2 separate regions of the Homo sapiens genome follow, and region 2 is linked to region 1. A link is a loop called in an ENCODE intact Hi-C map of the cell type or tissue named here. Cell type or tissue: PC-9. All regions are shown on one strand. Links, peaks and the distances in the headings refer to the core of each region. The heading gives the core; the rest is flanking DNA.

What was found. Peaks named below come from ENCODE experiments on the same cell type or tissue, not always from the same donor. Only the 100,000 strongest peaks of a DNase experiment are listed, where the experiment ranks them.
Region 2: a loop joins it to region 1, with 2.3 times the contacts of the local background. A loop is called at or near these places in 2 of 110 quality-filtered maps.

What each region holds. Positions count from the first base shown.
Region 1 is chr3:31,272,979-31,277,383 of GRCh38, forward strand. No RefSeq gene overlaps it. Among named protein-coding and RNA genes, the nearest start is that of MIR466, 110 kb to the left of the region's middle. In PC-9, for the core only: no CTCF peak of the experiment used is centred there; DNase peaks (open chromatin) are centred at 2,173, 2,523 and 2,783; H3K4me3 peaks cover 992 bases; H3K27ac peaks cover 2,880 bases.
Region 2 is chr3:31,446,655-31,451,059 of GRCh38, forward strand. No RefSeq gene overlaps it. Among named protein-coding and RNA genes, the nearest start is that of STT3B, 84 kb to the right of the region's middle. RefSeq lists a silencer at 2,015-2,193. In PC-9, for the core only: a CTCF peak has its summit at 2,049 (motif pointing left); no DNase peak of the experiment used is centred there.

The DNA.
Region 1 (4,405 bases), core at 128-4,127:
CAAAAAGATCTACAATGCCTAAGGGTGGTGAGAATGTGGAGCAATCAGAATTCCCATAGATCCTGGTGGAAAGGTGAATTGAAGCTGAACATATGCACCCGTACAAGCTAGCAATTCCACTCCTAGATCTAACATAAACCTGACAGAATATACTTGTACGTCCCAAAAAATAAGAATAGTCATAGCAACATTTTTCATAATAGCCCGAAATTGGAAATGTCCATCAATAGTAGAATCAATCAATAAATTGTGGTGTATTCACGCAGTGGAATATTACACAACAATGTGATTGAATAGATTCCTACTCCATTCAACAGCAGGGATAAACCACATTAACCAAGAATTGAGTAGAAGAAGTCAGACATGAAGGAGCACATCCAGTATGCATCCATTTATGTGCATTTCAAAAACAGGCAAAACTCACCAACAGGATTGGTAGTCAGGAAAACGGTTACCCCTGGGGCAGAGACAATGGGTTGGTGATTAGGAAGGGACATAAGAGGGGCCTCTGGAGTTCTGCAATATCCTATTTATTAAGCTGGGTAGGAGTTACTGGGTAGTTTCTGCATATGTTTAATGTTTAAAAAAGATTAAACAGGAAGGGAGAATTTTTAAATAAGCAATTAAATTCTGATGCTCCCTGAGATATAAACTCCGACCCATATAATCAACTGTCTATCTTCTCCTAAAGTCTCCAGAAAGATTCTCTTATTTCTTAATGGTAGTAGCCAGCCTTAACTGAGCACTGTGTCAGGCATGCCTCTAAGTGGATAACAAGTATTAATTTCTTTAATCCTTATGACATTTTAGGAATAGACTAACCATTCTTTGTGTGCTGGGTTTAGTACCAATTTATGCCTATGATCCCAGCAAAACTTACGGCACCCAGTGCTCCTTTTACTCTCAAAAGTGCCTGAGTTTGAAGCATATTCACCCTGCCTATGAGGTGGGAACCATTATTATTATCACTTTTTAAGTGAATGATGCACAGAGAGTTTAGGTAATTTGTCCAAGGTCTTGAAGCCAGTAAGTAGTAATGTGAGAATTTGAACCTAGAGTCTATCTCATCACCACTAGGCTATTCTGCCTTTCTGGTCCAATTCTCACTATTCTTAAGATTCAGAAAAATTCTTAATGTCTATTTTTCTGCTGCTGCCACTTTAACTCATTTTCTATTGTCCCACAATTCCTGACAATAGGAGAGCTGCTCATCTATCACAGTAAGGCCATATCTGACCCTCCTCCCTTACGATGGCCTCTTTGCGTGTTCAGGATGTGAGCAGAACCCATCCTCTCCCTTCTCTTTTTAAAATGGTAAATACACTCCTTTTCACATTGACATTTGTCCTCACTCCATGTGTTCTCCAAAGCTTTAGTTGTGTCTGTGGATCTGTTTCCCATTTTGCATTCATTCCTTCATTACATCATTCAGTGAGCCCCTGCTAGTTGCCAGGCACTGCTGGCCTAGCTGGCAATAAAGTATAGAAAACAAGACAAGTACAGCCCATGTTCTCAGGAGCATCCAGTCCCAGAGGAAAAGGGACGCTAAGGAAATGATGGCATGAGCAATGATTATTAACATTATGATAAGGATTGTAAAGAATGTAACAGGGGACTTGATGGAGTCTGAGTTAACTTCTAAAGGATGATTATCAGCATTGCACTGGTGAAGGGGTAGGGAAGGGTGTTCCGGGCAGAAGGAACAGTGTATGTAGAAACTCTGAGGATGAAAGGAGCTTTGGAGAGTGGTGCTATGCAAGGCCGATAAAAAAGACAGGGGAGCTAGCTAGATCTTAACAGGGCCTGTCACCCAAATAAGGAGTTCAGTTATTATTCTAAGTGCAATGGAAAGTATTTGACTCATTTAGCAGGGGAATGGCATAATTCTATCTCCATGCAATGCTTCAATTCCTGGCTTTCAAATTGCTGAATACTCTAAGCTAAGTGAAGAAGGAAGCCACCTCCATTCATTCATATATCCCAAGAGTATAGAACATTTTTAGAATACTTTAAGAACATTTTCACAAAAGAGCAGCCTACCCCAAATGCCCTTAGTTACCAAAAACTTCATTATCTTTTTCAATAACATATTGCCAACTAGTATACAGTGACTAAATTTATCAAAAGTTCTGGATCACAGCCACCAGTTGCATAATTCCACTTTTCACCTTGTAGCCTGTTGTACTGAAAAAGAGCACTATTTACATAAACAACAAGAATGGTGCCGTCTGTCGTTGAGCAATGCAGTGGCCCTGCATATAGGTTCAGCCTCTGTCTACTAAGATTTGTATATTTATTTTTATATTTGTATGTTGCTACTTTTGTTGATTTATGAATCTGTGCTCTTAACTTATTCTAAAAATGATTTAAGGAGGCTTACAAAGACAGAGCAAATAGAACAAGATAACAGAAAGAAAACAAAAATTCAAGGGAAGAGGGAAATAAAAGGGAAAACAAGGGTAGGGCCTTACAAATGATTCAGGAATGAGGTTATTACGTAAATGCATTCCTGGTGTTTTGTACACTTGGCTTTAACTTTTCCAGCAGTCAATATTGCTGGGATTTGAGGGGACTAATTAATCAGATCCCTCCTCAGAAGGTTCAGAACCAATTGAGTAATAGAGCCAAGAAGAAAATTAAAATGCTCTTTATGTTCTAGCACTGGAAAAACTGGATTGGAGAACTGGACTTGGATCTAAGACATAAAATATCTTTCCTCCATGAAGTGCATTGATTTACCCCCAGCCACAGGCAGAACGTGTAGACTGCACTCTCCAAAAAGCAGATCTGCTGGTCAGTCCACACATCACCTGTGGGAGACAAAATCGAGAATACTAACATCCTTGCCCTGAGGGTTAGTAGTCCCAAGGTAGGACACACTGACAGACAGTGGCTATTGTTCCAACATCATCATCCGTTAGGTTATACCCCACTTCAGGAAGTTGCTTATAAAAGGCAGAAAGAAGGGTAGAAACACAGGTACAGTCACACCTTTCTAAACTGTTCAAGTACACAGCTCTTTGCTCGTCTAACCTAAGCAAGCATATATTTTGCAGTGCTTCTCAAATGTTTATGTGCATACAAATCACCTGAAGATCTCATTGAAATGCAGATTCCAATCCATACACCTAGGGAGGGGGTTGTGTTCTATATTTCAAAGACCTTGCAGGTGATGCTGAGGCTGCTGGCTGACAGATCACACTTGAGGAGAAATAAAAGCTAGAGCATCTGGAATAGAGGTCCCAAACTAGGGATCACATCCAACTCTTGACTTCAGGGGGTCTGCGTGCTTAGACGACAAAAACGAACACCTCTATTCTTTACCACCTCTAACTGAATTGCTTATTTCTTTCAATTATGAAGTAGGAACGGACCACAGTAGTATGTGCAGTAACTGTGACTTTATCACCAATCAAAATCTCATACCTTTTCCTATCACTTTACAGTTGTTGCAGATATCACCAAATATTACTTTATGACATGTTTATAATAATCTCTAAACACCATGACTCCTGGGGAATTACAGTAGTGATTAGACCCACTGCCAGCTCTTGTTATTTAATCTGTTAATAAAGAGATTTGTACCTTACTATTTTACAAATTAATGTGTTAATAAAGAGGTGTGTACTATTACTATTTCACAAATTTGATATCTTAAATATTTTGATAGCTGTATTTTACTATAATTGAGTTTTTTTGTAATCCTATGTGTTTTAGTTTTTATGCATTTAAAAGTATTATTCTTGGAAAGAGTTCTTAGGTATCACAAGAATTCCAGGAGGGCATGGCACAGAAAAGGTTAAAAACACTTGATGTAGAAGAAAGGGCTACCAGAAGTAGCCACTCTCCCATGGTAGTGACGGTACGCTCGGTGACTGCATGCTGGAGCCAGACTGCCTGGGTCTGAATTCTCCTTCCTACTTAGGTGTGAGACCGTGGACAAATGCTTACTCTCCCTAGACCTTAACATCGTGTAATACAAAGGAGTGGTTAAAGGATTTAATCAGTTACTGTTTTTAAGATGCACAGAGTAGTGCCTGGGTCAGAGTGAATACATTATAGTAGAAAATGTGAGTACTACATTCAGAAACTCAAACCACCATCTATTCAATGCCCATCTGGGAAACTGAGATAAATATTGCAAAATCCCTGTTCTCATCAAGTCCGTGGATTCAATGGGAGATATAGCAAGCAAGTAAACTGAAATGATGAACTAAGTCTCAGAAGGTAGGTAGGCACTGTGGGAATCCAGAGGAAGAAACTCCTGGCTGAGTAGGAAAAGGGAAAAAAGCTTTGCAAAATGCTCATCAAACACCTCCCCAAATCATTTCAACGTAGGCAAATGCAACCCATTTCCTCCTTGTGGCTTCTGCTGATTTCTTACTTCAATTCCCCCAAAAGCTCA
Region 2 (4,405 bases), core at 324-4,323, 170 kb after region 1:
CTCCTCTTTCATGGGAGGCAGCAATCTTAAAATGTTGCATTTCAACACTGTACCTCCCCTTCTTGCCAGGAATTATAACATAGTAACATCTCTGAAATGGTGATATGTCTTATAATTGTCATCGTTTAATTGGCAGGTTTTTTCCTTTCATAATGGTAAATAAAATAATGGTAAATAAAATAAGACCTTAAAACTGACAGTGTCTTAGTTTTGATGAAATATGGCAATCCACACTCACCCAGCTAAAGAAAGCATGGAATAAATTTCAAATTAAAATGCAGATATGTGAAAGGCAAAAAGAAAAAATTGAATTTCCTGTCTAATGTAGCCCCTTTTGGACCCTATCAGGAGCAAACAGCAATAACCAAAGCTTGGAGTGCTATATGCAGGTCACTACATATGCCTTCTCTCACCTATTGCAATTTTGAGAATATTGCCCACATTTAGGATAAGCTCTAAGAGACTATCTTAACAGTATAGGTGTTTTTTTGTTTTGTTTTGTTTTGTTTTTTAAGATGGCTGACTAGAGGCATTGTAAGCATGCCTCATCCACTTAGAATTACCAAAAAATATGTAGACAGTCTTTTTTTTTTTTGAGCTGGAGTCTCCCTCTGTCGCCAGGCTGGAGTGCAGTGGCACGATCTCAGCTTACTGCAACCTCCGCTTCCCGGGCTCAAGCGATTCTCCTTCCTCAGCCTCCTGAGTAGCTGGGATTACAGGCGCCTGCCACCACGCCCAGTTAATTTTTGTATTTTTAGTAGAGACGGGGTTTCACCATGTTGGCCAGGATGGTCTCGATCTCCTGACTTTGTGATCTGCCCATCTCTGCCTCCCAAAGTGCTGGGATTACAGGCAGGAGCCACTGTGCCCCGCCAACATTCACATTTTAAACACATTATCCAAGGTGGAATGTGGGAGTCTGACAGAAAAAAAAAATGATAGGAAACACTAAAATCTAGGAAGGAGAAGGAAAATGTGCAGCTTCTGTGGCTAGGATTGGCCCGGAACTGGTAGTGAATCCCTCAGTACAGGGGAAGGTGAGTGAGTGTCTTCCTACAATTTACCTTCTCACTTGGGAACTGTACTATCCAAGCCATAGGAGAAACACTTTGAGTCTTCTAAGCCCTGATTCTGACTTGGGAGCAGCCAGGAGACTGTAGGAAGGAACCCCAAGGAGGGAACACACTTTGGGTCTCACACTCTTTCTGGGACCTGAGGAGCTACAATAAAACACCATTCTTGATCCTTGCTTTTAACAGACTATGCTCAGTCCTGGAAACCAGTGGCACCAGTCCCGGGCATTGGGGAAACTCAGGCTGCTGCTTCCAGAGTGGGGCATGGGGCCTAGGTAGGGGTGTGGGGGAGGCTTTTGCAAACGGGACTGAGAAGCAAGTGTGCTGTGGGCTGCAGCTGCTGGTGCTACATGTGGACAACTCCTCCACTTGTCCTGAGTAAGACAAGAGTTGCTGCAGAAACTTGGACATGAGCTGGGAAGAGGGCCCCCATGGCCCAGCGCTGAGTTCCAGGCTAGGCATGAACTACCAGGTCTGACTGAACAGCCAGGATGGGGGAGGGATCCCCCAGCTGCAACAGCCAGGATGGGGGAGGGAGCCCCACAAGCACTGGGGCATGAAAAGGACATAAGTCCCCCAGCTGCTGGCCAAGGCTGTGGCTGCTGAGACTGCTGGGACTGGCCACCCCCACCACATGGTAAGACCTCACTGTAGTGGTGGTTGCCCCTCACCCAAGCATTTCTCCAGGGCCCAAGGATCAACCCACCTCACCCCCAACTCCTCATCACAGCTAGTCCATGCACTCATCATTGGGGGACCTGTGCACAAGTTTGCCTGGTCTGGCTCTGCTTGGCTTCACCCCACCCTCTGAGACAGAGTGCAGGATCCATGGTCCTGGGGGTTCCATAACCCAATCCACCACCTGGGGCACCTAAGCATTTATCCTGGGGGACAGAGGCTGGACACAAACAACATATCACTACCACCTCAAGTATCTGCAGGTGCTTGCTTCTACCTGCAAGCACCACCTAGTGGCCTGGAAGCCAGCCTGCATGGCCCAGAAGCCAGCCTGCATGGCCCATTGCAACTGCCAACACAAAAGCACAGCACTTGGGAATCAGAAGAGCATCTCACCACTACTGCTACCACCATTGCCCACATCATGTGGCTGCCCAGGAACCCAAGAGCCTACTCACCCAACCAGTCCACCACTACCACAACCAGCATTGAGAAAGGCACCCAGAGCCCAAAAATCAGCCTGCTTGGAACCACCAACACAAGTATCAGAATACACTGCCACAGAACACAAGGATAGACATGCTTAGCCCCACTGAAAGCTAAAGACAGACCAATCTGGCATTCCAGACCCTAGCACAAGTTCACCACAGCCTCCACCAATAACCGCACCCTAACACACCAAGGAAACCACAGATACCACTGATGCTATTTATAGCCAATGAAATTATAGTAGTCTTCCCTACTCCATGCACCCAAAAGCAAACCCAACCAACATCATAGTCACATATTCAGGAAAAAGCCCCCCCAGTGAAGGAAAATTCAAAAATAAAGAGAAGCAAATGCTGTAAAGACATAAGAAACATGAAAAAGCAATATGACATCCTCAAAGGAACACAATAATTCTCCAGCAATAGATCCTAACCAAAAAGCAATCCTCAAAATGCCAGATAAAGAATTCAAAATATTTATTTTTAAAAGTTCAATGATGCAAGAGAAATATGAAAAGCAATACAAAGAGCTCAAAACTCAATTCAGGAAATAAGTGAAAAATTTATCAAAGAGATAAATATCTTTTTGAAAAAAACAGACATTCTGGAACTGAAAAAGTCATCAAAGCAAGAACAAAATACAATCGAAAGTTTCAAAAATAGACTAGGCCAAGCAGAATAGAGAATTTCAGAACATGAAGACAAATATTTTGAAATAATCTAGTCAGGCAAAAAATAAAGAAAAAAGATTTTTTAAAAAATGAACAAAGCCTTTGAGATACTTGGGACTACAAAAAGCAACTGAATGTATTAATTGTTAGTATCCCTGAGGGTAAAGAGAAATTGAAAGGCTTAGAAAACCTACTTAACAAAGTAATAAATGAAAACTTCACAATTCTAGGAAGAGATTTAAATATCCAGATATAGGAGTCTCAATGATCCCCAGAAAATACAATGCAAAAAGTACTTCACCATGGCCTATTGCAATTCAGGCTGTCTAAAGTCAAAGTGACAGTACAAATTCTAAAGTCAGCAAGAGAAAAACATTTTATCATCTATAAAGGAAACCCTCTATCTGACTAAAAGCTAATTTCTCAGCAGAAACTTTACAGACCAGGAGAAAATGGGATGATATATTCAAAGCACTAAAAGAAAAACACTGTTAGCCAAGGATACTATGTCCAGAAAATTTATCTTTCATAAATAAAGGAAAAATAGTCTTTCCCAGACAAGCAAAAGCTGAGGAAGTTCATCACCTCTAGAGCAGCCCTCCAATAAATGCTTAAGAAAGTTCTATACTCAGAAGCAAAAGATTAATAGCTACCATCATGAAAACACTCAAAAATATAAAAGGCATTGATAGAGCAAGCAAACAAGGAAGAGGAAATTAGCAAATGTTACCACTGTAGAATACCAACAAACTACAATAGTAAACAATAACAGAGAAATAAAGGGAAAAAATAATATATATAATTACCAGAAATCAAGTAACAAAATAACAGGAATAAGCCCTGATATATCAGTAATAGCCCTGAATGTAAACAAATTAAACTTTCCACTTAAAAAAAAATATAGACTTGCTCAATGGATTTTTTAAAATGACTCAAGTATAGGCTGCCTACAAGAAACTCATCTCATCTGTAAAAACATGTACAGACTGAAAGTAAAGGCATGGAAAAAGAAGCTACATGCAAACAGAAACCAAAATTAGGCAGAGTAGTTATATCAGATAAAACAGACTTTAAATCAAAAACAGTAAAAAGAGACAAAGAATCTCATTATATATTGATAAAAGGATCTATTCAGTAAGAAGATATAAAAATTCTAAACATATGTACCCAAAACTGAAGCACCCATATATATAAAGCAAATATTATTAGATTTAAAAGAAAAGACAGGCTCCAATACAACAATAGATAGGAATTTCAACACCCCATTCTCAGCATGAGACAGTTCATCTAGACAGAAAATTAACAGAGAAATATTGAATTTAAACTGCACATTAGACCAGAAGGACCTAAAAATCATTTACAGAACATTTCATCCAGTGGCTGCATAATACACATTTTTCTCATCAGCACATGAAACATTATCCAGGTTAGACCATATGTTAGAACACAAAACAAGTCTCAACAAATTTCAAAAAATTGAAATCAGACCACAATG